2 separate regions of the Homo sapiens genome follow, and region 2 is linked to region 1. The links are chromatin loops, found by intact Hi-C in ENCODE. Cell type or tissue: left ventricle myocardium inferior. All regions are shown on one strand. Each heading gives the region's core, and the rest is flanking DNA. Links, peaks and the distances in the headings are about the cores only. Region 1 holds the start of PKD1L1-AS1 (PKD1L1 antisense RNA 1). Region 2 overlaps TNS3 (tensin 3).

Region 1 (16,071 bases), core at 2,778-10,777:
CCTGGCAGGTAGGTGCTAAGGAATTACACTGAAAAAAATAAAGGCAAAAATCCTCTAGGAGAGACTCTGTGCCCTGAGGTCAGGCGCTCCCCTCTGGATGTTCCTGCCTTACGCAATGGTATTCACAAAAGCAAATCAAGAGGAAAATATGTGGAGGAAAAACCCTTCTGACATCTCTAAATTGCATCCACTGACTAGTGGCCTAGCCAGCTCCTGCAAAGTGGTGAGTCATCGCAGTAGAGAAGAGGCCCGAGCAAGGAGCAGGGCAAGAGCTCGGAGGTCCTTCTGCCCAATCAGCAGCAGCCCCCGGCTGGGAGGTCTCTTCGGGGTCCAAGGCTACATAGCTGAGAGGCCACAGAGTGCCAAGAACCGTTAAGGGGGCCGAGCTGGCAAGGGGGAGAAGGTGGGGGCTGGCAACTCACCGCATTTTGTTGCCATGAGTCACTTTAAAAATACAAAGAACAATATGATTTGTAGGTGGTTATTGATAGCTCCAGGCATCCAATCCTTCTAGTTTATAAAGATACAAATCTTAATTATTAATGGTTAAGATGAAGAAACAAATAAATGCCTTGAAGTTAGGAAATTCAAACGAATTGTTTCCTCAGATCCCCTCACACAAAAAAGGGTCTGTTCTGTAAAGTCCAGCTTGCTTGGCCTATTCCAAGACCAATGACATTCCTGGTTCTTTCCCAGGGAGGCCAGCTAAACTCATGTTGCAGAAACTTGAGTTCTGCAGGCAGAAACCCACCTGGGAGCCAGGTGAGAGAGACCCACCCTTGGCAGCATTAACTTTTTGCCAAACATACTTTTGATAAATACCTCATAAAGTGATAGTCCAGAAAGCGTTGTGTTTTCCTGTGGAATGAAACCAAAGTTATGATTGCATTGTTGCTGAAAACGTCCCACTCATACACAAGAAAAGTAAGTCATAAGGGCAAAGACAGCACCTACAAGCCTCCACCATCATTTGAGGGAAATTCTTTTCTCAGCCATAGGAAATTAGTATAGATTACTATGTGTTGTAACTGTATAAGGACTCACAATAGTGTGTGTTGTGTATATAAAGGACTGCTCAACCATATTATAAATTTAAAGTTCTTGCTAGTTATATGAGCTATAAAATATATAAACAAATTAAGCGGGTTTAAAGGAAAGAGATGAGCCATACGCCTTTAAAATGCTGTGGTGGGACTTTGTTTTCATTTGCTTTTTGAGACAGGTTTTCACTCTGTTTCCCAGGCTGGAGTGCAGTGGCATAATCATGGCTCACTGCAGCCTTGACCTCCTGAGCTCAAGTGATCCTCCCACCTCAGCCTTCCAAGTAGCTGGGACTAGAGGTGTGTGCCACCACACCTGGCTAATTTTGTATTTTTTGTACAGACAAGATCTCATCATGTTGCCCAGACTGGTCGCGAACTCCTGGGCTCAAGTGATCCTCTAGCCTCGGACTCCTAAAGTGCTTGTATTGTAGGCGGGAGCCACTGTGTCCGGCCTGTTGTAGGACTTTTGAACTGACAATCTTTTTGTCCTTAACCTTAGTAGTAAAGGCTCTGATGTTGTATTATTAAATATAATACTGACATTTAACTTGAGCTATATTCCTATTTTTTTTAAAAATATCGATTTCATTTTTATTAAGAATATGTTTTAATACTTAGGAATGAATGTTGAATTTTATCAAATGCAGCCATGGAAAAAATAAAATGATAGCTTCCTCCCTGTTTGGTGAAGGTTATTAATATATTCTTTTTTTATTTATTATTTCATTTATTTTTATTTTATTCATATATTTTTATTTTATTTATTCTATTGCCCAGGCTGGAAATGCAGTGGTGCGATCTCTGCTCACTGCAACCTCCACCTTCCAGGTTCAAGAGATTCTCGTGCCTCAGCCTCCTGAGTAGTGGGGATTACAGGTGTGCACCATGCCGGGTTAATTTTTGTTGGCCAGGCTGGTCTCAAACTCCTGGCCTCAAGTGATCCACCTGCCTTGGCCTCCCAAAGTGCTGGGATTACAGGTGTGAGCCACCACACCCAGCCCAGTTATATATATATATATATTTTTTTTTTTTAATTTTAATTTTAATTTTTTTTTTGAGATGGAGTTTCTTTCTGTTGCCTAGGCTGGAGTGCAGTGGTGCAATCTCGGCTCACAGCAATCTCCGCCTCCCAGGTTCAAGCCATTCTCCTGCCTCAGCCTTCCAAGTAGCTGGGAATACAGGTGCCCGCCACCACACCCGGCTAATTTGTTTTGTATTTTTAGTAGAGATGGGTTTTCACCGTGTGAGCCAGGATGGTCTCGATCTCCTGACCTCATGATCCGCCCACCTTGGCCTCCCGAAGTGCTGGGATTTCAGGTGTAAGCCACCGTGCTTGGCCTATTAATAAATTTTTAATATTAAAACATTTGTATCCTGATTTAATACTCATATGATCATGGGATATAATTTTCTTAATCTGCTGCTGGATTCTATTTGTTAATGTTTTATTTAGATTTTTGGTATCAAAAATCAATAAGACTGACATGTAGTTTTATTTTTAATTTGGAATATTTTTGTCCAGTTTTTAGATCAATAAATTGCTTGTTTCATAAAAACACATTCGGAAGCTTTTCTTCTGTCTCTGCTGTGGCACAGTTTGAAGGTCGTTCTGGACTTACATGCTTCTTAATAGTTTGGTGTATTTTCTCTGTGAAACCATCTGGGACTGGTGCTTTTGGAGGGATAGAACTTCAAATACTGTTTCAGATTTCTGTCTCTACTCAAGTCAGTTTGTTGCATAATAAACAATGATAACTGTTCTCTCCTTCCAAAATTTTATAATTTATTTAATTTCCTAAAGGTTATTTTCTGTTTCTCATTTTTATTTTGTATATGAATTGTACTCACTTTGTTCATCATATTTAGATACATTAGCCAATAATTTGTCAATTTAATTGTTCGTAAAAAGATTCATCTCTTGGATTACTTCATTTTGCTGTTGATTTCATTAAATTATACTTTCATTCTTTCAACTTCTTTCCTTCTGTTTTGCTTAGTGTGTGTGTCTGTGTGTATATTTGTGTGTGTTGTGAATTTTTCCTATTTGAGCTGAACACACACTTAGTTTACTTTTATTTGTTGTTGCTCCACTTTATATACCATGGGATTTCGTCTGTCAGTGCTTTCTGCTAAGCACTAATTAGCAGTATATATTGTCCTTTGTTTTAATCCCATCATTCAAAAATAACAATATATACCTTATGGTTTAAATATAAATACATACAATTATCTTTCTTCTAAAATTTTCAATTAAATTCTTTCATTTTTATGTTACAAATATAGTAAATACTATCCATTTTTTCTCCTCTGTATAAATCCTCTATTTTATTTTATTTATTATTTATTTTTGAGGCAGAGTCTCACTCTGTTGCCCAGGCTGGAGTGCAGTGGTGTGATCTCGGCTCACCGCAACCTCTGCCTCCCAGGTTCAAGCAATTCTCTTGCCTCAGCCTCCCGAGTAGCTGGGACTACAGCCGCGTGCCATGACGCCCAGCTAATTTTTTTGTATTTTTAGTAGAGACGGAGTTTCACTGTGTTAGCCAGGATGGTCTCGATCTCCTGACCTTGTGATCCGCCCACCTAGGCCTCCCGAAGTGCTATGATTACGGGCGTGAGCCACTGCGCCTGACCCAATTTTATTTTATTTTTTACAAAATTGGTCATTATATTTTCTTTTCTTAAAAATTATGTTTTTCCTATCATTTGCCCAATTTTCATATGCACATTTAAACAGTTTTTTATGATTAAAACAATAATAATAATTGCTAAATAAATAATTTTTTTTTTTTTGAGATGGAGTCTCATTCTGTCACCCAGGCTGGAGGTGCAGTGGCACAATCTCGGCTCACTGCAAGCTCTACCTCCTGGGTTCACGCTATTCTCCTGCCTCAGCCTCCCGAGTAGCTGGGACTACAGGCGCCCGCCACCATACTCGGCTAATTTTTTTGTATTTTTAGTAGAGACAGGGTTTCACTGTGTTAGCCAGGATGGTCTTGATCTCCTGACCTCGTGATCCGCCCACCTCGGCCTCCCAAAGTGCTGGGATTACAGGCGTGAGTCACCGCACCGGGCCATAACTTAAATAATTTTAACTCACTTGGAGATGACTTGATTTTCAGGGGTAGGAGGTATCTAGGTGTCAGTAGGATTATCTTTTTTTAAGTCCAGCGACTTTATTAGTGTGTGTTTTATTTTTTATTTTTATTTTTTCTGTTTTCTGTTTTTTTTTTTGAGACGTGGTCTCACTCTGTCACCTAGGCTGGATCACCCCTCACTGCAGCTTCTACCTCCTGGACCCCAGTAATCTTTCCGTCTCAGCCTCCTGAGTAACTGGGACCACAGGTTTTGTTTTTTTCTTTGGAGAGATAGGGCTTCACTATATTGCTCAGGCTGGTCTTGAACTCCTGGGCTCAAGTGATCCTCCTGCCTTGGCCTCCCAGATGCTGGGATTATAGGCATGAGCCACTACACCCACCCATGTTCTAGTTTTAATAGATGTGAATCCATTTCTTCCCTGGGACACAGTTCTTTTTTAAATATATAGGTGTATATCTCTTTTCCAGTAAAGTCTTTTAAAATTATATTTTAAAATATTTTTTTCTGTTCAAATTTTCTGGGCTTTTTTAGGGGAGACACTAATTATAGATACCCTTTCCGTGTCTTACGCACATTCTTCCTGGTCTGATTTCCATGTGTATTACTTTTCCTAAAATCAATTTTAACTTTTTTTCTCTTGCAGAATTTTCCCAAATATGTCATCCATATAGTTTATTCTCTTTTCTGTGAATCTATTTGCTTTATTTTTTTCTTTTCCATTTCTTTCCTCAACTCTGTTAATTCACTGTCTTTTTATTTCATCTTGGAGTTCTTTCATCTTGGCTTCAAACTGTCATTTCAAAGAGACATTTTTTTTTTTTTTTCATTAACTTAACCTTTGTGTGGAGAACATCTCGGTTACAATTTTTACCTGTTGATGGCAATTGTTTTCAAAGTTATACCCTTCATCTTCACTTTTGGTCATTTTTACATACTGCTTTTTCCTGAAGCAGATTTGCATAGATGCAATAATTATTTGCTTTTATTATTTCTACTCCTCTCTACATGTGGAAGTTCAACTTTTCATAAACGGTGTTCTTCCCTGGGTTGTTGTGAATTAGGGCCCGGGAAGGGCTGGGGCAGAGAGCTTATAGCAGGTACTTCATGTTCTCCTCTGCCTTCAGAGAGCTCCTTCATTGCCACTCAGTCATGTGAACATGACAGCTCTGGGCCAGCAGAGTATCTCTCTGGATCTCAGGGAAGTTACCACTGGAAGCTATTTATCTTTGGGGCATGGCACTCATCCTTCTTTTTCACTGTGTACCTGGCACATGGTGTGTCTATTGGTGTTGATTTTTCTATAGTTTGCAAGTAGTGTGACTCTAGGTCTGTGAACCACCAATAGTTCCTCCCCTAGGCAGCCACATCAACAAACAGCTTCCTACAAAGACGGCTTCCTGCACGTTTTGTCCTTCAGTCCTATGTCCCAGGAACTCTGTGGCATTAGGTCTCAGGGAGATTCCTTAAACTCTTTAGTGCTCTATAATCTATTCGTCCAAACCAGGGGCCTTTGTTGGCTCCTCCAGATACACTGTCTAACTTGGAGAATTCTGTGTGCTCTTGGAAATGGTAGCATCCTTTCTCCTTTTGGTCTAAGTTTTACTGTTCTTGGCATCCATTCTTGAGATTACTGGTCACATTCTGGGCCATAGATTTCTGGGTTTTTTTTTGTTTCTGGGAAGATCGAGTTTCCATTTCTGTTTCTCAGTCTCCTTGTTGATTTCAGTTGTAATCAGAAATAAGGGGCAGACAGATACTTATGCTACCATTTTCAACTGGAAGTCACATCATGGACTTTAAATTTTTAAGTGGTTCTTTAGTTCTGGCCAGAGCATATCTTATCAGCAGTATGATATCTAAAGAATATTTATGCAAATGGACCTTATAATTTGGAAAAACAACTATTCCAAAACTCCTTTAGAACTTAAATTGCTATGAAGAAAATTGACATAAATAATTTTGCATGGTCTTACCTCAGCAGCTTGGTAACTAGAAATGTCCACTAAGGGACTCTCTTCTGTCCTTGCCTCCCCTGTGTTGTTGGATGTTTTTTCCAGAAGGGGGAGTTGTAGGCTGTCGGACAAACCATTAATCTTCATCAGAAGTTCGTCTAACAGATTTGCAAATTCATCCAAGTAGTAATTCTGAAGGGAAGAAAATTAGATTAGTAAATGCATTCAAGAATCTCATTATCCCCCTTTCCTCATTATGTGAAGCATTTAGGGGTATCATCTGTAGACAGTATTGGGCTATGTTAGGAAACATACTGACTCTGCCTGCAGTTAGAAGACCTGGGTGCTGGGCCTACTCTTACATCTCTATATCTCAGTTGCTTCAATAATAATGTACGTATACAGATATACATGTAAATGCTACAGTTAATAATGCCTACATAAAAAAAACTATTGAATGGATTTAAAGGCAGTAATGCATCATGCTGCTATGGGAAAATAAGGTCATTCTTTCATCCCTTCGATTAATAAATCTTTATTGAGCACTATTAAAAAAATAAGGCAATAATGGATGGGGAAGCACATGACAGAGAATAAAGCCCTATCAAAATGTACAGTACCGTGATTACATATGACTGCCTTCAGAACCTTACTGGATGATGCTTAAATATCACCTGATATGGTTTGGTTGTGTCCCCATTCAAATCTCAACTTGAATTGTATCTCCCAGAATTCCTGTGTTGTGGGAGGGACCTGGGGGGAGGTAATTGAATCATGGGGGCTGGTCTTTCCCGTGCTATTCTTGTGATAGTGAATAAGATCTCATGAGATCTGATGGCTTATCAGGTGTTTCCGCTTTTGCATCTTGCTCATTTTTCTCTTGCCACTGCCACGTAAGATGTGCCTTTCACCTCTCGCCATGATTCTGAGGCCTCCCCAGCCATGTGGAACTGTAAGTCCAATTAAATATCTTTTTGTCCCCAGTTTCAGTTATATCTTTATCAGCAGCTTGAAAATGAACTAAAACAGTAAATTGGTACCAGTAGAGTGGGGTGTTGCTGAAAAGATACCCAAAAATGTGAAAGTGACTTTGGAACTTGATAACAGGCAGAGGTTGGAACAGTTTGGAGGGCTCAGAAGAAGACAGGAAAATGTGGGAAAGTTTGGAACCTCCTAGAGACTTGTGGAATGACTCTGACAAAAATGCTGATAGTGATATGAAAAATAAAGTCCAGGCTGAGGTGGTCTCAGATGGAGATAAGGAACTTGTTGGGAACTGGAGCAAAGGTGACTCCTGTTATGTTTTAGCAAGAGACTGGCAGCATTTTGCCCCACCCTAGAGATTTGTGGAACTTAGAACTTGAGAGAGATGATTTTTAGGGTATCTGGCAGAAGAAATTTCTAAGCAGCAAAGCATTCAAAAGGTGACTTGGGTGCTGTTAAAAGCATTCCGTTTTAAATGGGAAATGGAACATAAAAGTTAAAGAAATTTGCAGCCTGACAATGCAGTGGAAAAGAAAAACTCATTTTCTGGGGAGAAGTTCAAGCCAGCTGCAGAAATTTGCATAAGTAGCAAGCAGCCTAATGTTAATCCCCAAGGCCATGGGGAAAATGTCGCCAAGTCATGTCAGAGACCTTCACAGCAGCCTCTCCCATCATAGGCCTGGATGCCAAGGAGGAATAAGTGGTTTAGTGGACTGGGCCCAGGTTCCCCGTGCTGTGTGCAGCCTAGAGACTTGGTGCCCTGTGTCCCAGTTGCTCCAGCCATGGCCGAAAGGGGCCATTGTACAACTTGGGCTGGGGCTTCAGAGAGTGGAACCCCCAAGCCTTGGCAGCTTCCATGTGGTATTGAGCCTATGGGTGCACAGAAGTCAAGAATTGAGGTTTAGGAACCTCAGCCTAGATTTCAGAAGATGTATGGAAATGCCTGGATACCCAGGCAAAAGTTTTCTGCAGGGGCGGGGCCCTTATGGAGAACTGCTAGGGCAGTGTGGAAGGGACCTAGTGGAGCTGTGAGAAGAGGGCCACCATCCTCCAGACTCCAGAATGGTGGATCCTCTGACAACTTGCACTGTGCACCTGGAAAAGCCACAGACACTCAATGCCAGCCCATGAAAGCAGCCAGGAAGGAGGCTGTACCCTGCAAAGCTACAGGGGCAGAGCTGCCCAAGACCATGGGAACCCACCTCTGGCATCAGCATCACCTACATGTGAGCCCTGGAATCAAAGGAGATCATTTTGGAGCTTTAAAATTTGATTGACCTGTTGGATTTTGGACTGGTATGGGGCCTGTAACCCCTTGGTTTTGGCCAATTTCTCCCATTTGGAACAGTTGTATTTACCCAATCCCTGTACCCCCATTGTATCTAGGAAGTAACTAACTTATTTTTTATTTTACAGGCTCATAGGTGGAAGGGACTTGCCTTGTCTCAGATGACACTTTGGACTGTGGACTTTTGGGTTAATGCTAAAATGAGTTAAGACTTTGGGGGACTTTTGGGAAGGCATAATTGGTTTTGAAATGTGAGGACATGAGATTTGGAGGGGGCCAGGAGCAGAATGATATTGTTTGGCTGTGTCCCTATTCAAATCTCAACTAGAATTATATCTCCCAGAATTCCCACATGTTGTGGGAGGGACCTAGTGGGAGGTAATTGAATCATAGGGGCTGGTCTTTCTCATGCTATTCTTGTGATAGTGAAGAAGTCTCACAAGATCTGATCATTTATAATGGGTTTCCACTTTTGCATCTGGATCATTTTTCTCTTGCCACCACCATGTAAGAAGTGCCTTTCACCTCCCACCATGAACCTGAGGCCTCCCAAGTCATGTGGAAATGTAAGTCCAATTAAACTTCTTTTTGTTCCCAGTTTTGGGTATGTCTTTATCAGCAGTATGAAAACAAACTAATATATCAGCCATGAAGAAAGTGAGTATTCAGTGTGCAAACGCCTGGTTTGATTTGTTTACATGCATGTCTGGGGTGACTGAACTCAAGTAATGCACCTAAGGCTCTATGTTTTGGATAGAAGTTTGGGTTTGATAGCAGGCACCAAAAGCAAATGACTAACTCAGGGGACAGAATACAGCATGTCTGTGTCCTGGGGAAGACCATAAACTCTGTCTTTCCAACTGTACAGGTCACTATAAGGATATAGTGAGTTAAGGCAGGAGAATGTGCTTGGTAATCTGTAAAGTGTTTTAGAATTGCACGGGAAAATTCCATGAGTTCCACTATGATTGAGACTAATTTTGTGGCTTTGCAAGGAGATTTGGCATGGAAACATACTCATGCTTTGATAACTGAAAGCAAAATTCTGCAATGAAACCATCATCTTGAGTGTGTGCTATCATGCTCAGTAATCCAAGATCTCACAGCTTACGTGATTCTCAACCATCTCAGCCTCTTCCAACTTTGGTGTTTCCAGTCTCAGAAAGGTGAGGACCTTTTCCCACATATAAGCAGTGACATCTTTAAGTCTCACAAAAGATTTACTTTGAAAAGATTTTCTTTTTTGGGGTAAAGTCATGAGAAAACCTCTCAGCTAGGAAAAAGAAAAAAATAAAGACAAATTTCATGTTAGCAGCCTAAATAAAGAGCTTTGTTAACGTGATAAACTATGCAATGGAGATTATATCTGATGATGCTACTTTACGAGCTTTTGGTAAAATAGTGATTTCTTGGTGAAAAAAAGCAAAATCAGGAAAATACCTCTCCTGAATTGAACTAAATGGCAGTAAGATGATCTCAGCAATGGAAATTCATTGTATTATAAAGGTTGTTTTCAGTATCTAACTTTGGAGACTGAGATTATCAACGCGATGTGCATGCCCATATGTAAAGTCTGTGTCTCAGTTTCAGTGTCCCCTGGTGAACCATTCTGAGCTGTGGGTGAGCCTCAGGAGAGAGGCCTGTGCCTGTGCCTGGGAGACCAGAAAGGGTCTTGGGCTCAGCAAGTTGTTGTGCCCTCAACATGTGCTCTATAAGCCTCCAGGTGGTTTATTTCTTCACTGCAGGCTGTAAGCTGTTAGCTCAAAAGCCTACTGGTAACAAACTCGAATTTTTACACATCCAATTGTTTAAAAAATAACCCAAACAGGGCTGGGCGCAGTGGCTCATGCCTGTAATCCCAGCACTTTGGGAGGCCAAGGCAGGCGGATCATGAGGTCAGGAGATTGAAACCATCCTGGCTAACATGGTGAAACCCTGTCTCTCCTAAATTACAAAAAAAAAAAAAAAAAAAATTAGCTGGGTGTGGTGGTGGGCACCTGTAGTCCCAGCTACTCGGGAGGCTGAGGCAGAAGAATGGCGTGAATCCGGGAGGCGGAGCTTGCAGTGAGCAGAGATTGCGCCACTGCACTCCAGCCTGGGCGACAGAGCAAGACTCCGTCTCAAAAAAAAAAAAAAAAACACCCAAACAAACATTTTAGCCATTTAGAGCCTGTCAGCTTTACACACCCTGCAAAACCTCAGGGGACAGCTGTTACCCACTGATAATGTTATAAGGCCCCAAGCTGCTGCTGGCTTCAGGAGCTTTCTGACCCAGAGCCTCCCCTCCATGCTGCTAAGCAGCATCGTCTAAGGGGTAAGCTCTCTCTCTGCTGCCCCTCTCCCCTGAGATCGCCCTTGCTCTTCTTCCTTTTTGGATGGTTCTTGGCCCCTACGCTGTAAACCTGTGGACAGTTTCATAGCATGAAGTATGAGGGAGTTCCCCCACATGGAAACACTTCAAAACATTACCCAGATAAAGCTTGTGTGTGTTATCATCTCTTGTGGTCATATGTTTGTTCTTGATTGGTCCCCAAATCCCTCGAACCCCTCACAAAATTTCAGAACTCTGCAAAGATGCTCAGGAGCCTGAAAGGGTAGGCCATTGGTGTGTAGGTCTGAGGCCTCCTGGATTTACCAGCAACACACCCATGGCAGACAGCAAGACCTGACTCTTCCACCCAGAGACCTCAATGCAATATTGCCTGCCTGTCTCAGAAGATAGCATCCAGGTGCCTAAGCACGACATTCAAGGCCCTCCATTCCTGACTCCAACCATCCTTTTCAACATAATGCCCACTTGACCCAGAACTCCAGCATGGCCCTCCCTGCATGCCCCCTGTCTAAAATGCTGCTCTCAGCAGTCATCACCATGAGTGGAACTGCTCATCAAGGCTCACTCTCCTGTTGTATGAAGATTTCCTGGTCTCCCTAGGAAGAATAAATGAGTCTCTGATCTAAGTTTCTTGCTCTTTGAGGACACTTCTAGTTAGGCTTTAAAATTGCCTATCATTGTGTAGGATCTGTATGCTGAGAACTATAAAACAGTGATGAAAAAAATCAAAGAGTATCTAAATAAATGGAGAGAAATACAGAATTCTAGGATCAAAAAAGCTTAATATTATTAGGATGCCAATTCCCCCCAAATTTGATTTATAATTCCACAGCAAGTTCAATCAAAACACCAACATGATTTTTTAAAAAGATAGTAACAAGATGATTCTAAAACATATTGAAAGGCAAAAGAGCTAGAACACCTACAGTCAAAACAGAACAAAGCTGGAGGACTCATCCATGCTACTTTAAGATTTGCCACAGAGTGAAAAAGACCTCATGGGATTGGCTAAAGGAAAGATCAATGGAGTAGAATAGAGAACCCAGATATAGATCCACACAGATACAGTCAATTGCTTTTTGACAAAGTTGTAAAGCCAATTCAATGGAGTAAATATTCTTCAAAAAAATTGTGCTGGAAAAATTGGATATTCATTTATAAAAAACAGGAACTCTGTTCCATACCTCACATCTTACATTAAAATTAGCTTAAAACAGATGATTAACCTAAATGTAAAACATAGAACTATAAAAATTCTAGAAGAAAGGCCACGTGCAGTGGCTCACGTCTGTAATCCCAGCACTTTGGGAGGCTGAGGCGGGAGGATCACGAGGTCAGGAGTTCGAGACCAGCCTTACCAACATGACGAAACCCTGTCTCTACTAAAAATACAAAATTAGCTGGGTGTGGTGGCACACGCCTGTAATCCCAGCTACTCAGGAGACTGAGGCAGGAGAATCACTTGAACCTGGGAGACAGAGGTTGCAGTGATCTGAGATCACGCCACTGCACTCCAGCCTGGGCGACAGAGTGAGACTCTGTCTCAAAAAAAAAAAACAAAAAAACCAAAAACAAAGAAACAAAAAAAATTCTAGAAGAAAATAATAGGAGAAAATATGTGACCTTGGGTTTGGCAATTCATTTGAGCCAGGACACCAACAGCAAAATCCATAAAAGAAAACATTGAAAAACTGGCCTTTATCAAAATTTACAACTTCTGCTCTGTAGAGATGCTGTTAAGAGAATAAAAGGAGAAGCTACAGATTTACAAATCACATATCCAATTTAAAAACTGTATTCAAAATATAAAAATTGCCACAATTATTTGTATATGCCAGTCTTCCCCTATGGACTGTGAGCTCCCTGAGGCAGGAAGCAGTTATTATCTTTGTTTCGCCATTGCCTGAATATAATGGGCATTCTTTAGTTTTTTGTTGAATGAGTGAGTGCATGAATGAACAAATGAGTGGATTGATGGATGGATGGGTGGGTGGATAGGTGGACAGGTAACTAGTTTGGTGAGTAGGTGTGTGGATGGGTGATCGATGGATTTATGCATTCATGGATGAGCAAGAGTAGGGAGCTAGGATCATTGATAAAAGCAAAGGACTCGGGCCTGAGTGTTGTCAAGGTGTGAACATGAGCAATCACTTTTAGTTTCCCTCTAGCTACTAAACTAGAATACCAGTAGACTTTTAAGGACTGCAGAGAATTTTTATCCACTTACAAAGCTTGAATATTAAATTTACTGAACTTGCAGTGGGCTCTACAATGTGTCAGGAACTACTACCCTAGAAGGCAGGCACACCAATATGCCTGCTAGGAATGTGGCTAGAGTTCAAAAGCAGACAAAAACCAATAGCACAAGACAATGGGTGCAATGAGGAGGCATGCTCAGAGCCTTTGGGGGTCCAGGGGAGAATCGGTGCTGGGAGAGCTTCTAGAGGGAACACCACATTGACCCTGTCTTAGAACTTAACGCTGAACGAGTCACAGTGGAGGGATCCGAGGGAAGGCATGTTCAGTAAGTGTGGACAGCATGCCTATAGGCTTAGTCAAGCACAGAGCAGGGGTCCCAACCCTGAGCCTTCCATAGGAACACCTGTAGGGCCTTCTGGAAATAGAAGTGATGAGTCCCACCCTTGTGATGTGGGCATAGCAATCCTGGGTCTGGCTGGGCAGAGCAGGTCGGAGCCTCGGCAGGGAGGGGTAAAATATAAGACACTCAGTAACATTTTAATTTCAGGTCAACAACAAATAACTTTTAACATAAATATGTCTGAACTGCTGCAGGGGGCTTACTAATACTGAAAACTTTTCCATTGTTTACTGAAACTTAACTGTAACTGGGTTCCAGTTTTATTTGCTAAATCTGTTGACCCCAAGTCCAGGCAATAGGACAAGACCATGGGGGAGACTCTTCTTCCACTGAAGGAGTTTAAGCCATGTATGACATGACTAGATTTGCCAGTGGCAGGTCAGTAGGAGGGCGTGAAACAGGGAGCCATTCCTCCTTCAGCCGCTAGCCTGGAGAACACGTCCAGTGGAGGTGGCTGATGGGAGTGCAACTCTGATAAGATGGAAAGACTGAGAAAAGGCAACAGATACCCCTGAGGCAGTGTGAGATTGCAGATGAAGTTCACAGTAAGAAATGATGTGATTCAGTGCAGAGTGAGGGGGGCCAGGGAAGCTTCCTGGAGGAAGTGGCACCCTGGGGTGGCTGCTCTCGTGCTGGACTATTCTAGAGTAAGGGAGAGTCAAACCAACTGTGTTTGACGGACCTGACCTCCCAGGGCAGGTGAGCTGGACGGCAGGGATTCATTACCATGAGATCTGGCCTGTGTTGCCTGGCCCTGTCCACATGGACCAGAGTTTCACCCCAACAGCAAATGAAACTTTTACAAACCATAACTTGAAAGTTGGGGATGTGTTTACTTACCATTCCAAAACACAGTGTGGCAGAGACTATTAAAAGGATCCCAAAGTAACAAGCCATGGCCCGCTGGTCAGACTTGGAAAGGCCAAGGAGGCAGTCTTTTTGGCTTCTTCTGGGAAAATGAAACAGCAGCCCGGGGAAGGCGTCTGTGAAGGTGCCAGGTGGTAGAACCCACATAGAGAGCAGAAATCGGTGCAGGTGGGAGAGGGCGGCCAGCATCAGTGCCCCCACCAGCTGCAGAAAGAAAATCCAGAGAGCACTGACCTTGTCACCTCTTCTTAGGAGTGGAAGACTCAACTTCCAAATGTTGAAAATAGAGACAAACTTGGAGGGGCAGTTTTGGGAGTGTGGATCAATCATGTCATCCCTGGTTTTGAACCCAAAAGGCGTATGTCACCCTCTCACCCATCTCCCAGGCCTCCCTCCTCCCACCCCACCAGCCTCCCACACTGTGGCTGGTCTCCCTCCTCCCTTTCAAGGGCTCTTCCTGCCAGTGCCCTCTCCTCTCCTCAGCTGCCTCCTCTGCCTATGGTGACAAGCGGCCTGCTCCCCTGGCCTTTGGCCCCCTTAGGAAGCCATGGTTGCCATGAGGGGGCAGCTCCCTCATGATCTTTATGTCCCCCGCACCTGGCCAGAGCTTAGTAAAATAAATCACTTAGGAAGCATCAGGAAGGCTTTCCAATTTTGATGTAGATTTGGTTCAGGTTAAGTTTCATGGTCCTGGTTGTCGTAACAGACTGGGAACTTGGCCTGGGATCTGAGGGGTTGTATCACTGGCTCCGTTCATGCTTCTCACTCCATCTGCTCCAACCAGCCCTGGTGCTGACAAGTATTTTTTCAGCCTGGATGTCAGACCATCAGGCGGTCGTCCCATAGGTCCACATGGGGCTGTGTGTGTAGACTGTGGACGGGCCTACAGAGAGGCCCTACCTAGCTGCAGCTATAGTCATGGGCTGCATTCTGTGTGGGTGCTTGCTGGATTCATGTACAAGCCTGGACAGGTACCCAAAGACTTCCCTACAAATGCACTAGGACTCGTTTTAGTATTACTTACTCCATAAGTGAAATCAGACATCAGTGGAACTCAGAAGAAAGAAAGCACAATCTATGAGTCTACAACTGGACAAATTGAGCTGTGTGGTCTCCCGGTCTCCCCTTGATGCCTATGCATCTATACTTGCTGCACAGTTAGAATTCTGCTACTTAATTTGGACACAAATTATTTATATTCTGGGCTTTTTTTTCCTTACATAAAAGCATTTTTGGCTGGGCGTGGTGGCTCATGCCTGTAATCCCAGCACTTTGGGAGGCCGAGGCGGGCGGATCACGAGGTCAGGAGATCGAGACCATCCTGGCTAACACGGTGAAACACCGTCTCTACTAAAAATACAAAAAATTAGCCACACATGGTGGTGTGTGCCTGTAGTCCCAGCTACTCGGGAGGCTGAGGCAGAAGAATGGCATGAACCCGGGAGGCGGAGCTTTGCAGTGAGCCGAGATTGCACCACTGCCCTCCAGCCTGGGTGACAGAGCGAGACTCTATCTCAAAAAAAAAAAAAAAAAAAGCAGTTTTGCATGTTGCTAAATGGTCTTAATAATGACTAGTTTAATCACTCCATAAATTCTACATGCATATAATCTCAAAGGCCAGTAGTAACCTTCGGGGCAAATGTCGTTAATGCTTTTTCTGGAGGCAGAGGTTGGGCAAATGGCTGGTGCTCGCAACAGTGAGCTGGAGTGTGGGACAGCCAGGTTCAAATGCTGCTCTCTCTGACTCTCAGGTTCGTTCTCTCTGCCCTGGTTTGCTCAGCATGTTCCTCCAGTGTAAGGTGAATAGGGCTTGCAGAACCCCTTCCCTGGAGCAGGAGACCTGTGCTTGGTGTCCTGTGTGGCTTGGATCCTGACAGCCAGAGCCTCCTAACTCAGGGCACTTGGCCTAG
Region 2 (16,071 bases), core at 3,742-11,741, 350 kb before region 1:
AATAATAATGTTCCAGCAGCAAGGAGCCTTAAAAATTAACTAAACGTCCCTCTCACTTCAGAGTCAGAGATGTGAGGAAAGTGGAGGGTGGGGGCTTGTCCTGGTCACCCAGCAAGCCCTGTTTATGACAAGGGGGGGCGCTGCTTTGTGACCCACAGTTCATTTCTAACCCTGCACAAGAAAAAGATCCCTGCCATAGCCATTTTGCAGGGAGAGCTCTGGCCCTGACAAGGCCCCACAGACAGGTGCTGGCCAGGGCTCCAGGCCCTCTGCATGGTCTCTTTGGGGAAGGGGGACTGGGGAAGAGGGGAAGGATGGCCAGAGAGGAGACTCAGGATGCGCTGACCAGCCTGGGAGTGGCTTCCAAAGGAAGGAGCCATGGTCCTGCAGAGCACACCGCCTCAGTGATGAAGGAGGAAGCCCTGAGGAGGAGAGGGCCCCTGGTGAGAGGCACCACCATCAAATGGGGCTTGGCCACCACTTCCTGTCCACTGCCAGGTCACAGACAAGACGGGCTTCAAGACCAGAAAGAGGCAGGAGCCTGAGTGAATCAAGGATCGGGGAGGGGTCAGGACCCAGGTAGCACCTGGGCCAGGGCTGCTCTGGCATCAGACGGAGGCCACATCCTACTCTGCCACTTGGGTCCACCTCTCCCAGCCACTGGTGCCCCAGTCATTGGAGCAGACCAGCAAGGAAGACAATGAACACCTTGTAGGTTTGCAGGGCAGATTAGCTTTACCACAGATAAGGAGGCCTCCTTACTAGAGATAACAAGGCAGGTAGAGAGAGGGTGCCAGGGAGCTGTCATTCAATCCCATTAGTGACTGTTGACAGCAGAAGGAAGTCAGCCTCCACCTGGGCTACCAACCATGGGAACAGAAAACAAGGGGCCAATCAGAGGGTGAGAGATGGTGAGAGGCTGTTCTGTATTATTCCTCAGATGTGGCTCCACCATCAACTCGACAAGTGTGTTTTGAAAATCAAGCTGTCTCCTTGTCTCCAGGGCAGCCCCTGGTTTCTTGGGTGCCCACCTAATTTGTCTTCCTAATTTCTGGCTCAGGAGGAGAGTCACAAGTTTGTCTCTTGATACGAGGGATGCAGCATGGGAGCGCAAGGGTGGCTGGCTGGGGACATGTCCCAAGGCACTGGGGAGCCAGCCTCACTGATGAGTGCAGGACAAGGCAACAGCCATCCCTGCGGTCAGCAGTCGTGTGTCCCTGAAAGCTACCTACAGAGACACATAAGTCTCCTCCCCAGGCGTGGCAGCAGAGAGACAGAGGACGAAGGCGCCACGGACAGCTGTGTGAGCCCAGGCCCTTGAGCTTCTCCCTCATGTGTAAACCAGTGTTCTGTGAGTGCCCATCCCTACACAGTGCCTGCTGCAGAGCCTGCCCAAAGGCTCCCAGAGCCGCCCACCGCTCACCAGGTAGTTGTCCCCGTGCTTGGACTTGAGCATGCGCGTGACCTCCTGTAGGTTGTGCAGGTAGGACTCCTCAGAGCAGCCGGCAGGGAAGGACACAGCGATGATGCGCTCCGTGATGTAAGTGAGGTCCAGCCCATGGCCCTCCTCCATGGTGGGACTCAGGATGACGGGCCTGCGAGAGAGCAGTGGGCAGATCAGAAACAGGGTAAGGAGGCAGCAGACATTCATCCTCTAGGAAAAAGGTGAAGACGACGGACACTCATCCCCTGGGTGTTCACATCAGCACCTGGGCGGCCAGCTACGGGAATTTACAGTGTGTGCAGCCTCTGTGCTGTGTTCCCATAACAGCGGGCAGTGTGGGGAGGGGCACAAGATTGAATTTTCCTAGCAGGGCATGACGGGGTACCGCAAGCTGCGGTCAGGGAACGCACAGAGAGAAAGCAACTCAGAGCAGTGACGCATGGGCTCAAATGCAAAAGCACGAAGGCGGGAAGGACTCTTTGTGGTTACACTGGGAGCAGGAACAGGGTTCCAGGCGGGACTCCTGGAGTGGGAGCCTCAACCCTGCTCTGAGGTGTCAAGGTCGGCACGAGGGGGCACCGGGAGGGGGCCAGGAGGAAGCGGAGATGGTGTGAGCAGAAGCCAAACATCAGCAAGCAGCTCCTCGTGTCCGTATGCGGCATCCTGGGGGAGGTGCGGCCAAGGATGAGGCTGGTGAGGTGGCCAGCTATGGTCGTGGAGGACCCTGCAGGCCCAAGAAGGAGGCAGGACCTCACGTGGAGAGGGGACCAGCTGGGGCATAATCAAAGCGGCCTTTCATCTACTGAGTAGCAACTCAGCAGACTCCTATCAGAAGGCTAAGAGCTCCATGGGGCCCCGCTGGGACCCCACCCAGCTAGCCACAGGCCAGGTGGATGCAGGGTAGAATGTGGGGCTGGCCACCCAACCAGGTGCCCAGGTGGCCAGGGCAGGCCCCCAAGTGTGAGATGAAGACTGTGGAGGAGGGAAGAGGGAAGAGGGCAGAAATGGTCATGTCATGGCCAGCAGGCTGAGGACTTGGGCAGGACTGGCAGTGTGGAGTCAGGCACCCAATGTGACTGGAGACAAGGGCCTCCCACAGACCACAGATTCTCCACCAGCCCTGTGGGCCCCAGGGAGGCCTGAGCCCCTCCCAGGAGTGCTCCTAACATTATGGCTGAGGGTGGTATCCAGGAGGAGGTGGAAAAGGTTCCAGGGAGAGGGGATGGGGTTGAACCCAATCGGTGCCCCCATGAGGTAAAGCCAGAGGCATGGGTGCACGGGACGTGTCCTTAAGTCCCTCCAAAGTGCTGCCACCAGCTTTGGGGTTTTCATTTTTACTACTCCTATGTGTTTCTCTCTTTCTTTTAATTTTGGAAAAATTCAAAACCATATAAAATGGTTTTGCAAACCTCCATGTACCCACATCACCTAACTTCAAAATTACCAACACACAGCTAACCTCTGTCCATCAATATCTCCAGCAATCTCCTCCACCACTTTGATTGCTTTAAAGCAATCCCAGATACTATGTAATTTCATTTATAAATCTTGCAGAATTTATTTCTAAAAGATAAGGGCACTTTTTGATTAAAATGTCTACAATGCCATTATCACACCTCAAAAAGAAATAATAACATCAAACATCCAATACCATACATTTATTTTTATTTTTATTTATTTTTATTTTTTCGAGACAGAGTCTCGCTCTGTCGCCAGGCTGGAATGCAGTGGCGCAATCTCGGCTTACTGCAGTCTCTGCCTCCTGGGTTAAAGGGATTCTCCTGCCTCAGCCTCCCGAATAGCTGGGATTACAGGCATGCGCTATCACACCCAGCTAATTTTGTATTTTTAGTAGAGATGGGGTTTCACTGTGTTGGCCAGGATGGTCTCGATTTCCTGACCTTGTGGTCTCCCCACCTCAGCCTCCCAAAGTGCTGGGATTACAAGTGTGAGCCACTGTGCCCGGCCCATACATTTATTTTTTAAGGTTGATTTGTTCAAATCAGCATCCAAACAATTCCCAAGGATTTTGTTTTCTCTACCTTATTTATCAGACATGGATTTCATTCCAATTCAAATGTATTGAACACTGTTAGAACAGAAATAAAGCGCTTCCTACGGTCATGAGGATCCACAGTGAGTGCCTCTCCAGAAGATGCTGGCTCAGGGCCCCCCTCATCTGCTCTAAAGGGGCTCTTGCCAGCACACCCTGGAGTCTCCCCCAAAAGTGACACTTGCACAATCAGGCCTCAGCAGTGCAATTATTTATTCAAAGACAATCACAGGTGTTTCTACCACCTGGGCTTCTGACCCTGACACAGCATTTAGAAACGGACAGAAAACCTGGCCTGTATCACCTTTGATTGGCAATGTTTACAACCAAAGCAGAAATTATGATTTCTACAGAAGAAAATGATGCCATGCCCAAGTTTCCTCTGTAGAGAGCTGACCTACAGCCAGAGACACAGGAATGCATGACCCACACAGACACTCACCGCAGAGGTTTATCACGGCAGAGAGAACTGGACAGCGTGGAACTCCCTGGAGCCTGCAAATAACAAAACAAGGGTCATTTTGAAGTTTCCTTTCCTGCCAGTCTACATGACACAGACACCACTGAGAGGGAACAATGACAGCCGTTCCACAGTTTAATCATAAACAGCAAGTCAATCGTAACTACAAGCCCACCTTATCACCTCAGAAGGGTCTACACCATGTTGTGTGATTCAGCTCACCAGAGGACGCAGTGCCACTAACCAGCATCAGGACGGGCTTTCACAGGAGCCAGTGAGGCCACCCTCCAGTCAGGGCAAGGTAGGCATCGCTTGGCCTGCAAACAGTGCCCTGCCCTCCAACACAGGAGGTGCCAGATGACACCAGCGCTATGACTATCATGGCTGCTATTATTTACTTGAAAGAACCAATTAATGAGTGACTTTCAGGAATTCTCAGTCATACCTACTCTTTTTTAAAGAGCCTATTCAACAGGGAGAAAAGACTCGGGTTATAATTACTTTATAGTTATATAACTCTTCCTTGTGTGTAAGGGTTGTTATATACTATGGTGACAGAGATCTACTATTTCAGGAAAAATGCCCAGCAACTGTGTGAGTAAGAAGGCTCTTCAATATTTCAGAAGTGAGGAAATTGGGACTCAAAGAGGGAAGCGATCTTGTCAGATGGCAGAGGTGAATGGGGAAACCCAGACACCCACTACAGGGCTCCCTCAAAGTCTCTTTCTGCCCCAAGCCAGGTAATGCTGCACACAGGAGCCCAGAGACCCCCGAGTTGGGGGGACACAGAGCCTCCGGCACTCCTCCTGCTCCCCGATCAAAGCAGGCCCACAGACACCACCATCAGAGGCATCAACACCCCCGATCACACCTGGGATCCCACTCAGGCAGGTGCAGCTCACCTGGACTCCTTAGGCAAGAAATGAACAGAAAACAAATTCTATGTATATTTCGGAGACCAACAATACAGATGTTTTCCTGAAATCATACCAATGCAAAGCCTAGCGCCAATTCCAAAACCACAGAGATCATCGTCTCAGCCTCCCAAGACAGGGGCAGGATCTAGGGGCGTGCTCTTCAGTTCTACACCAAGGTGCCGGTGAGCTCAGCCCTGGGTCCACCTCCTCATTGTTTTTCCCGGGAAAGCCCCTTGGCCACTCCACTTCTTTGTCTCCTGCCTTTTGAAGTGAGAATAGTAACAGACAGGGCCAGTCTCATGGAGCTGTCCAGGGATTCACTGAGGTAATTCTGTCAATGGCTTGGAATCCAGCCTGGCACCGCATGGCCACTGCCCGTGCTGGGCAGACCTGGTCAAGTGAAGTCCCGTGGTCTCCAGACCCCGCCCACCCCTGACATCTGAGCTGCACCCCCTGCTCATCCCCTATGCCCACAAAGCTGCAGGAGGCTCCAAACATGTTCCTCTGATCTTCTCAAAGCCCTAACCCAAAGCCTTTCACAGCTCAGACTAGACAGCTACAAAACAGAAGACTACTCTTTTGCCTAGTAGAGCAGCAAAAATAAAAATCTTGAAAACATTTTTTAAAGTTTTGATGAAATATAAACAGATGCAAGATTTCAGAGGACAACTTGTCAGTGTGTATAAAAAGTATTTAGAATACGGCCGGGCACAGTGGCTCACACCTGTAATCCCAGCACTTTGAGAGGCCGAGGCGGGCAGATCACTTGAAGCCAGGAGTTCAAGACCACCCTGGCCAACATGGTGAAACCACGTCTCTACTAAAAATACAAAAATTAGCCTGCGTGGTGGCGCACACCTGTAATCCTAGCTACTCGGGAGGCTGAGGCACAAGAATCACTTGAACCTGGGAGGAGGAGGTTGCAGTGAGCCAAGATCGTGCCACTGCACTCCAGCCTGGGCAACAGAGCAAGACTCTGTCCCAAACAAATAAACAACAAAAAAAAAGTATTTAGAATACAATCCCAGAGTAAACTGAATGCACTAAAATGAAGTCTCCGAAAAGGTAAGGAAATGATACATCAAAAACCCGTTTAGGTTAATTCATACAATCTGTACATGTAACACTCAAATTCAAGCAGCTCAGATGCAATCCTAATAGAGCCAATCTCATTATGGGGAAACTCAGCTTAACCAGGGTCCCATTTAATTCAAAAAAGTATTCAATAAGCCAACATCTCAGGGGAGAACAGCAAGGAGTTTGATCGACCATGGTCCTGGGTCTTACATGAACCCACCAGGATCTGACTATATGTGTCCCACATCTTCACCAGACCACGCATCCAAAATACAGTGACTCCCATTGCAATGCCATGCTGGAGTACACTGGCCCAGTTCCTACAAGTGGGCTGTCGCTTCAGACCCTATGTCACGCTTATCATTTGACCGTGAAAGACTGGCACGCAACTTAACATATAAACAGCATTATATAACTCATGGGGCAAAACTATTTAACTCTCACATGACACATCATTCCAAGATGACAACCACACAAATACGTGACTGCTCACTGCCGGCACCAACGTGATGGGGTAGGAGTGTCACCGTCCCTCAGGCGGGGCCCTGACGGCAGGAGGGAAGGAGGGAAGGGTCCCAGAAGGCATGAGGACTCTGCTGTCCCTGACGGAACCCAGGGCCCATTTCCTCAGCTGCAGAGTGAGAAGGGCAGGTCAGACAGACCCACGGGATCTTCTCAATCCAATAGTCTCTGAATCCAATTCAGCATTATAGGCCTCGATACAGTAACTCCAATGTTCAAACCCCGAAACCATACAAATTGCAACCACTGCCAAAAAAACAAACAAAAAAAACCTTTTAAACCAATAGTTATATAATTTCTAAGGTCAAGGCCAATGGAGGAAACTGTAATCTGTGCTATCACCACAGGGAGGCCCCAGCACCTGAGCTGGTGAAAAGTCAGAAAGTGTTGAATTGCACAAAGTTGCTTACATGAAGTGTTCGGAAATGCAGGGTTCCTGTAAAGTGTCCCAGCATTGCCCAGAGACACCCCTTCCTTAACCTCTGTATTGGGAAGAGGGGCAGGAAGGAGGAATTCAGCCCGTCCCCCAACATACCCAATTTTCTATGTAAGTCTACATCCACTTAAAATCGAGGCGAGAAACCCAGCACAGCTCAGGGCCACCCTCCAAAAACACAGACAGCTTGACACCCACTCAAATCCCCAGCCCCAGACCCGCATCTGTCCACCTCATGCCTCCAGATGTGCAAACACAGGTCTGGCCACCTCCAAGGCATGTGGTGCTCAGCAGCTTCCATAGCACAACCCTGAAGAGCATTGCACGGAGCCCAGCAGAAACCCCAGTAAGCAGACATCACCACCCCTATGTTACATGTTACAGGTTGGTAACATAGGGATGGTGATGAGGAAATGAGGATTTGGTGGGCGGACGTGTTGGAATCCCACAGTTAAGCTGCAGTAGCACCTTCTGACACCAAAACTCTGTTCTCCTTCCATCTCCTGGCTTTCAGGTGGTCCACACCCTCTCCTGCACAGGCTGCCCCTGAATCACATGAACATCAGTGAGGATAAAAGACTCTTGCTTGGGGGAGCTGTTCTAGCCCCGTGCCAAAAAGGGCAGAGAAACTATGGCCCTTCCATCACTTCCAAGTCAGCGTCTGAGATCTCATGTGACTAAAATCCCCCTGAATCATTCAGGGGTTAAATCTGGAACCAAGTAGAGGACATGCCTATGACAGGTCCCCCTGACACACTGGGGTAGAACCCCCTCAGCTGCTTTGACTTGGACTAAAATGAGAACCAGGCCCCATACTGAACTGGAACTGCCGCCAAGAGTTTCTGAAATACTGTGCTTGTCAAGAGGAGACTCAGGGATACAATGTCACTGTAAGTCTTTATTTGAAAGTAAACAATACACCTACACTTGGGTTGCACAAATCTAAACCCTGTGTGTGCACCATAATGCATTTCATGACTGAAGGATGACTGAGAAACTAACTTGCTATAGGTTATATTAAACCTGGCTCCTGAGAAACCCGAAATCCTAACCTCATATAAGGTTTAAAAAACTCTCTCTACTTGTAGGCACCAGTCCTGCAAATCTGTGTTGCAAACTCACTCTCTAGGTGTTTTTTTCTTTTGTTTTGTTTTGTTTTGAGATAGAGTCTTGCTGTTGCACAGGCTGGAGTGCAGTGGCACGATCTCAGCTCACTGCAAGCTCCACCTCCCAGGTTCATGCCATTCTCCTGCCTCAGCCTCCCAAGTAGCTGGGACTACAGGTGCCTGCTACCATGCCCAGCTAATTTTTTTGTATTTTTAATAGAGGCAAGGTTCCACTCTCTAGGTGTTTTGAAAAGAGAGCTGCCTGCTCACGTCCTCAGAAGCCTTCCCAAGCTGTGGTTTCCTTGTGGACCCTATCGCCAATGTCAATCAAATCCAAGCCCTTAGTGATTAGAGTTTCCATGAGATAGAAACACAAGTTGCTTCTTTTGTTCTCTTGTTTTCCAGGGTGAAAAAACCCAGACAGCAAAGCCTCCCACCCAGCCTCTGCCCAGCCCATGCCTCCCTCACCTGTGTCCCTGTTGGCATGCTCTTATCACAGCCTTCAACACCCAAATAAGAGAAAGAGAAAAGGGAGGCCCAGGTAGAATCTGTGGTTAAGGTTAAACCTGCAAAAGGTAAGCCTGCAAAGACCGCCCTGTTCCAGGCTGCCTTTTTTTTTTTTTTTTTTTTTTTTTGAGTCTCACTGTCGCCCAGGCTGGAGTGCAGTGGCATGATCACGGCTGACTGCAGCCTCTCAGTGACTTCTCGGGCTCAGATCATCCTCCCACCTCATCCTCTCAAGTAGCTGGGACTACATGCATGTACCACCAAATACGGCTAATTTTTGTTTTTTTTTTGTAGAGATGGGGGTCTCGCCATGTTGTCCAGGCTGCTCTGACGCTCAAGCAATCCACTGGCCTCGGTCTCCCAGAGTGCTGGGATCACAGGCATGAGCTTCCGTGCCCGGCCAGACTGCTCTTTAGAAGCATTTTCCTTCTACAGGTCCTGGAGCTCATCCTGGCCACGTGACAAACTGGCCCCATGGGCTCAATGAGGTCAATGAGGTCACTAAACTCCCTTTCTCTTCCGGTAAAATGACAGCTGTGGATCAAACACTTGGAGGTCATCCCAGTCCTGGACTCCCTGAGTCAGTGAGTGAAAAGTGAGGAGAGGCATTCCTCAGATAAAAAATTAGATGCACTGCCTGGAGGGTCATTCTGGTTCCACATATGTTTGTTTGTTTGTTTGTTTGTTTGTTTGTTTGTTTGTTTTTGAGATGGAGTCTTGCTCTGTTGCCCAGGACAGAGCACTTCCTAGTGTGTCACAGCAGTGGGCGAGAGCAGACTAAGCGGCAGGAAGGCAAAAACACCTCTTTTGGGAGAAAGTAGCCTAGCCTTATGGCAAAGCACACAGGCTCCACATCAGGCAGTCTGGGTCCAAGTTAAGGGTCCACCGCTTGGCACCTGCAGCCTCAGGAAAGGTCCTCCACTCGCCTAGGCCTCATCTCCCTCCTCTTTCCAGGACTGTGCGCTCATGTCCCGACCTCACCTTGGAGTTAGCAATCCACGCATGGCACACTAGGGCAAACCTGCTTTTCACAGTGGCCCTATGGCACATGGTCCTGCAGTGACCCTACAGTTCTCAGTCCCGCTGTGCCCTCCTGCAGGGCGCCATCCTGCAGTGCGCTATCCTAGCACACCCTAGGCTTCACCCTAAAGACCCTACCCTAAAGCCTCATCCCATCCCACAGCGCCCCACCCCACCACGCGCCATTTGCCAAGACCAGCGGACAACTCTAGAACATGTGATGATGCTCGCTCTAGTATCTCTATGAGAACCATGCTTTCCACTGTGAACTGCGGCTTCTTGCTCAGGAGGACAGCCCTGATCAGAAGGAAGACCTGAGCTTCAAAGAGTCTTTCTGCACATCTGGGAGCAGAACAAGGGAAGAGCCAAGCACATCCACCTAAAGAAGGCAGAGAAGACAGCAGGAGGCTGGGGGCCCTGGCAGAAGGAGGGGAGGCTGTGGACTGCTGGGACTGAAAGGGCCACTGGAGATTCCCCAAGGCCACTGCCAAAGCACATTTCCAGAGCAGCCATCCCTGGAGCTGCTCCCTTGGCTGTCACATCAACACCATGGCCACCACCCGGGCAGGAGTAAGCACACTCACCAGAAAGCCAGCAGCCTCCTCTGCACTCACCCATGTGGGGCATGCAGAGGGGGAGCACAGGGAGGAGGGAAGAGTGAAAGACACAGGCCCCATTCCCTCTGCAACAAAACTTCCTTGAAGTCCACGACGTCCCAGGGAGACATGGGATCCTCCCCAGGTGGGGTGGGATCCCAGCTGGTTTGATGTTCCTCTCCACAGCTGAGGATCTGGGAGCCCCCACCTGACAGGAAGGTTAATTTCGAGACAAGCTTGTAATCAATGAGAGCCCAACTCTGGTGGGAATTCGATTTTTTTTTTTTTTTTTTTTTGAGACAGAGTCTCACTCTGCCACCCAGGCTGGAATGGAGTGGCACGATCTCGGCTCACTGCAACCTCTGCCTCCTGGGTTCAAGCGATTGTCCTGCTTCAGCCTCCCGAGTAGCTAGGATTATAAGCACCCACCAACACACCTGGCTAATTTTTGTATTTTTAGTAGAGACAGGGCTTCACCATGTTGGCCAGGCTGCTCTCGAACTCCTGACCTCAGGCAATCCACCCACCTCGGCTTCCAATGCTGGGATTGCAGGCGTAAGCCACCGCTCCCAGCCAGAATTTGGTTCTTTTTTAACCTATGTCCTTCGACTGCTTGTTTGAACAAATCAACAGTTTCCAAAACCTCACAGTATAGTAATGAAATCTGAAATCAGACAGACCTGGGTGTGAGTCCCACACCACCTGCCAGCTGCAGAATCTTGGGCCAGGGCACTCATGAGCCTCAGTGACCCCATCTGTGGAGCGGGACAATGATGTCTCCCTTGTGAGACTGTTCACAGAATAAAGACAAAAATGTCCAATGCCTGCCTGAGACTAACAAGCCAGCCTTGCTCACTGCAGATTGTCCCTGAGCCTTGCACTGTATGTTGCCGATACATCCAGTTAAACTGTACAGAATCTCTACTGCCCAGGGAAGTCACTGCTCGACGTTCAGCACTGTGCGCCTGGCACGGGTGCGTATCCTGCAGGTGGAAGGCAGTGTGAAGAGTAGAGTCAGCTGCAGCAAACCAAGCCTATGTCGTGCAATTAATGCTAGTGCGGCATTTCAAATGGAGCATCCTTCACTGACGTCCCATTGCCATGGGGTGAAAGGCAGGTGCTCAGCCTGGTCCTCAGAGCCCTGGGTGAGCCAGCCCCTGCCTCCTCATGTGCCTCCCTCACTCCCTGTCCCTACCTTACCTGCTGTGCTTCCTCCTGCCCCAGGTTCTTTGCACATACCACACAGTTTAGAATGCTCCTCATTCATGTATCCCAGCTTTACCTGGTTAACTCCTGTGATTTCTCAAGCACTTGGCTCAGATGGCAACTTCCAGCAAAGCATAATCTGATCTCCCTACCCGACCTGAGTCATATGTTCCTTTCTACTTTGGTCTCCTTTTTGTTTTGTTTTTGTTTGTTTGTTTGAGACAGGGTCTCACTCTGTTGCCCAGGCTGGAGTGCAGTGGGGTGATCTTGGCTCACTGCAACCTCCATCTGCCGGGTTCAAGTGATTCTCCTGCCTCAGCCTCCAGTAGTTGGGATTACAGGCGCCCGCCACCACACCCGGCTAATTTTTGTATTTTTAGTAGAGATGGGGTTTCACCATGTTGGCCAGGCTGGTCTTGAACTCCTGACCTCAGGTGATATGCCCGCCTCGGCCTCCCAAAGTGTTAGGATTACAGGCGTGAGCCACCACGCCCAGCCCTGGTCTACTTTACTGTGCCGACCACAACTGCAAGAAAACAACTAACTGTGAATTCTCGTCTGAGCTCTACAGCCCCCTCCCATGCGGATCCAGCAGAGGCACTGGCAGTCTAGCTCCCAGAGGTATCTCTAGCCTCTGGGGCCGCACTCTGCACACAATAGCCACCCAGCACAGCAGTCTGTAGAATGAAGAAAGGAAGAAACGAACCACTAATCCCAAAGTGGCTGTGGAGTCATCTGGCCATCTGAAGAGGCATGAGGATGCTGTTATTAGATTTCAATAACAGACAGCTAGTTAGCTTTAGTTTTGGGTTAACAAAAATAAATGTACCCATTGACTTTAACAGGCTTATCTAAAAGAAGAATAGGATGAAAAGCAGTGACATCTGCTCCTTCCCAAGGTCATAACATGGAATAACTGGGGCCTATTTAGGAAGACAGTGCCCACAGAATAGCAATGTGGTTAAGCATCAGCTTGACAGCTCGGTAAAAGCTAACAGTGTGACTTGGATACACATGACTATAAACTGTGGATTTTTCTCACCCACTGAGCTGACCTCAGTACCCTGTGCCTACTCAAGTACTGAAAACGGTAATACACATTTTTTAAGTGTTTTCTCACATAATTCCCCAAGACTACCCTTTAAGAAGCAGTCCCCTTAGCATCTCTGCCTCCCTAAGACCCAAGACCCTGGAGCAGAGGTGACCATCCCTCTTCCCAGGGGGGCTCTGACCACTGGCAGAAAGCAGGTCTCCACTATCTGCCAGGCCTCTAGCTACAGCCCAGGCTGGCCAAAGAAGCAGTAACTAGCACTGGCCCTCACTCCTGCTTACCCAGGGGCCAATATGGGTGCAGGGCAGTGCCAGGATAGGTTAAACATGGCACCCCGTTCCCTGCCTCTCCTTGTCCTCACTGGCTTTTGGTGAAGAGGAAAGAAAAGAAGCCCTTGGCAGGGCATGGTGGCTCACACCTGTAATCCCAGCACTTTGGGAGGCCAAGGCAGGGGATCACAAGGTCAGGAGTTCAAGACCAGCCTGGCCAACGTGATGAAACCCCGTCTCTACTAAAAATACAAAAATTAGCCAGGTGTGGTGGCAGGTGCCTGTAAACCCAGCTACTTGGGTGACTGAGGCAGGAGGATTGTTTGAACCCAGGAGGTGGAGGTTGCAGTGAGCCAAGATCATGTCATTGCACTCCAGCCTGAGACGCTGTCTAAAAAATAAGAAAAAGCAGCCCTTTTATGGACGTCATGTTAGGAATCCCAGCAAGGCCTAAGCCTGCAAAGAGAATATCAGCTCCCCTGGGTGTCCCCAGGGCCTGTGCGCTGCTCCTAGCAGCCTGACCAGCCCTGAAAACTAGCAGTGTAAACAGCTCTGTAAAAAGAAACAAAAGGCCAGGCACAGTGGCTCACGTCTGTAATCCCAGCATTTTGGGAGGTGGAGGCAAATGGATCACTTGAGGCCAGGAGTTCGAGACCAACCTGGCCAACATGGCGAAATCCTGTCTCTACTAAAAATACAAAAAATTAGCCGGGCGTGGTGGTATGTGGCTGTAGTCCCAGGTACTCCAGAGGCTAAGGCAGGAAAATCGCTCAAACCCAGGAGGTGGAGATTGCAGTGAGCCGAGATGGTGCCACTGCACTCCAGCCTGGGCAACAGAGCGAGACTCCATCTCCAATAAATAAATAAATCAAAAGAAACAAAAGCCACGGATAAATCCACAAGGAAGCAGGACTATGAACAGCCCGGTGACGAGAGACACAGATCACAGCTGCCGGGCCATGTGTGAGGTGAGGACAATTAAACAGGTTGGGCTGAGACACCTCTGCACATTCTGTTTTTGTTTCACCAAGCAAATGGAGAAGAAATAAATGTAAAATCTTTTTCAAAGGCAACAACCTGAACAACATTCAGCTGGCAAATTTCAAGGCATTTATTTGTTCATCCTTCATTGATTCCTCCACCACCCAGCACATACGACTTGGGGGTTCAGCACACACTCTTTGTAATACTAATGCCTGGGTAGGCAGCCAGCTCTACTGCTCGAGTAAGCCGTCTGATCTTGGGAATTTACTTGCCCTCTGTGTGACTCAGTTTTCTCATCTGGAAAAGGGAGACAGAAACAGCATTCTTGGAAGGATTAAATAAGGAAACATAAACATAGGGCTTAGAACAGTGCCTGGCCAGTAATAAGTGCCAAAGAAATATTAGCTACTTATTCCATCATCTTATTTCTGTGTCAGGCCTCTGTGAGGCCCTGGAAATGCACTTTATCCACAAGTTATTAGGATCCCCCTTAGATCACAAAACCAGCTGTGACCACAATGCCCATTTAACAGTAGGAGAAACAATGCTCAGAGAGGGTAAGTGATTTTCCCAAAGCCACACAGTTAATAAGACATTTTTTTCCCTTCCAGAACAAGAATACCAGGAACCAATTAATTGTCAGGATTGCCCAACTTGATTTTCTGCTTAATGCTTTTAAACATAAGCAGCAATCGTTAAGAACTGCCAGAGAAAGTACACCCCATGGAGGGTGGGAAACTAAAATAAAGTCATCTTGTCATTTTACCTTCATGTTCAACTATGAGAAACAACAGACTAAGATTGTATCTCTATTTATTTGTAACGAAATAGTCACAGGATCCTGCCTCCCTGGCCAGGAGCTCAGGCTGGTTTGGAACCATATGGAAGGAGGCAGCTCAGGAAGACTGGCAGCAGGGAGAGGTAAGCAACACTCAGGGAGGACACAGAGATGTCAGCATTTCCAAAGAAGTCGGAAGCTCCCCTTTGCTCTTCTCACAAATAAGTTTCCCAAGAAGGGGCAGATGGGGCGGATGGTTCTTAGGACACAAGGTCCCACCGAACATCTGCAGCATTGAAGTGAAAGGGGAAAAATGACTTGGAAATGCCCCTTCACTGCAAAGCAGCCAGTACCGGAGGCCACAGAGGAGGGTGGCCAGGGACAGACAAAGTGCCCAGTGCCAGCCCAGCCGAGAGGCGGCACGTGGGGAGTTGGGAACTTACTGTGCTGGGCCTGGGCAGGGACCACCGGCCAGGGCTGCTTTTCCCTTCCAGAAACAGCTCCTCCTACGTTTCGCTCCTTCCCCTGCTTTAGTCAAGCACACCCCTCTTCGTGTTAATGTCTCGGCAGCTCTGGGCATAAAGGAGGCAGCTGGAATAGCCCACCAGGTGGGAGAGCCTGGTGAGTGTGGGAGTCCCCAGAACCACAGCCAGGAGCAGCTGGCAGGTGTGCCCGGCCCCACGGTGAGCACGCAGGCATGGAGCTCACAGGACAATGTCCGCCCGGGGCTGAGGGCCAGCCTGCCGAGGGCCAGCCTGCCAAGGGCCTGAGGGACAGGAACAAGAACAGCGCTCTCCGGGAGAGCCTTCTGACCAGGAAGCTGAGTGGCTGTGCCTTCCTGGGGACTAGCCACTAGGGAGAACCGCCTCTCAAAAGTTCCCCCAGGAAAAACAAAACCTACTTCGAGCTGCTGGGAGGGCAGGTTACTCACCTCTGTATCCCAGGTAACAGATGCCTGATGCCCACTGGCCTTCCTCCCTCCCTCTTTCCTTCCTCTCCCCCAACCCCATTCTCTCCTTTACCACTTCCTTCCTTAGTTCATTTTTGCTCCACTTCATTCCAAATAGAATTTGAGATGACTCATCGAATGAATTCAACATAACTAAATAAAATTTTTAAAATAAAAACCAAACCAATAAACAAGCACAAAAACAGGGTTAAAGACAAGAGTGGCCAGGCCAGAGAGAAGGAAAGGTATGCAGCGAAACCTCAGTTATGGGAATGAGGCACCAGACGGTTCTGAGTTACAAAACGGGAGATGGAGGCCGGATACACGGCAGATCTTGGTGACATAGAGTCCCGGACCTGCCCGAGGCGGGTTTATTTCCTCACTTAGCACTCAGAGCTAAGAGGAAGGGTGGCCAGCCCGGGCCACATCGTGTCCTCAGCTGTTAGACTCACCCAGGCAGCTGTTTAAACTGATCTCACTGATCTCATGACTACATGGTCAGTCACGTCCCTTTAACTGACAGGGAGATTTGTGTGTGCTTTTTTGTAACATCTTACATGCACTTACATTCTTTTATTTTTATCACTTATTTCATAACGAAAACATTTCTTCACATAGAAAAGTGGACCAAGGGAGGGGAGGTGGGGAGGGCCTCATTGGGCCCCCAGCATAACCCTATCAGTGGGCAGGGTGTTC

The links. Peaks named below come from ENCODE experiments on the same cell type or tissue, not always from the same donor. Only the 100,000 strongest peaks of a DNase experiment are listed, where the experiment ranks them.
Region 2: a loop joins it to region 1, with 2.7 times the contacts of the local background. A loop is called at or near these places in 4 of 110 quality-filtered maps.

What each region holds. Positions count from the first base shown.
Region 1 is chr7:47,786,515-47,802,585 of GRCh38, forward strand. It overlaps PKD1L1 (polycystin 1 like 1, transient receptor potential channel interacting), which reads right to left. Exons shown (of 57, transcript NM_138295.5): 54 at 14,135-14,365; 55 at 9,475-9,636; 56 at 6,113-6,283. It overlaps PKD1L1-AS1 (PKD1L1 antisense RNA 1), which reads left to right and starts at 8,777. Exons shown (of 4, transcript NR_161269.1): 1 at 8,777-8,929. RefSeq lists a silencer at 197-491. In left ventricle myocardium inferior, for the core only: a CTCF peak has its summit at 6,181 (motif pointing right); no DNase peak of the experiment used is centred there.
Region 2 is chr7:47,438,064-47,454,134 of GRCh38, forward strand. TNS3 (tensin 3) reads right to left here. Exons shown (of 31, transcript NM_022748.12): 5 at 3,940-3,992; 6 at 1,424-1,595. The coding sequence starts at 1,573. Among named protein-coding and RNA genes, the nearest start is that of SNORD151, 19 kb to the right of the region's middle. RefSeq lists an enhancer at 9,287-9,787. In left ventricle myocardium inferior, for the core only: a CTCF peak has its summit at 6,822; no DNase peak of the experiment used is centred there; H3K27ac peaks cover 3,494 bases.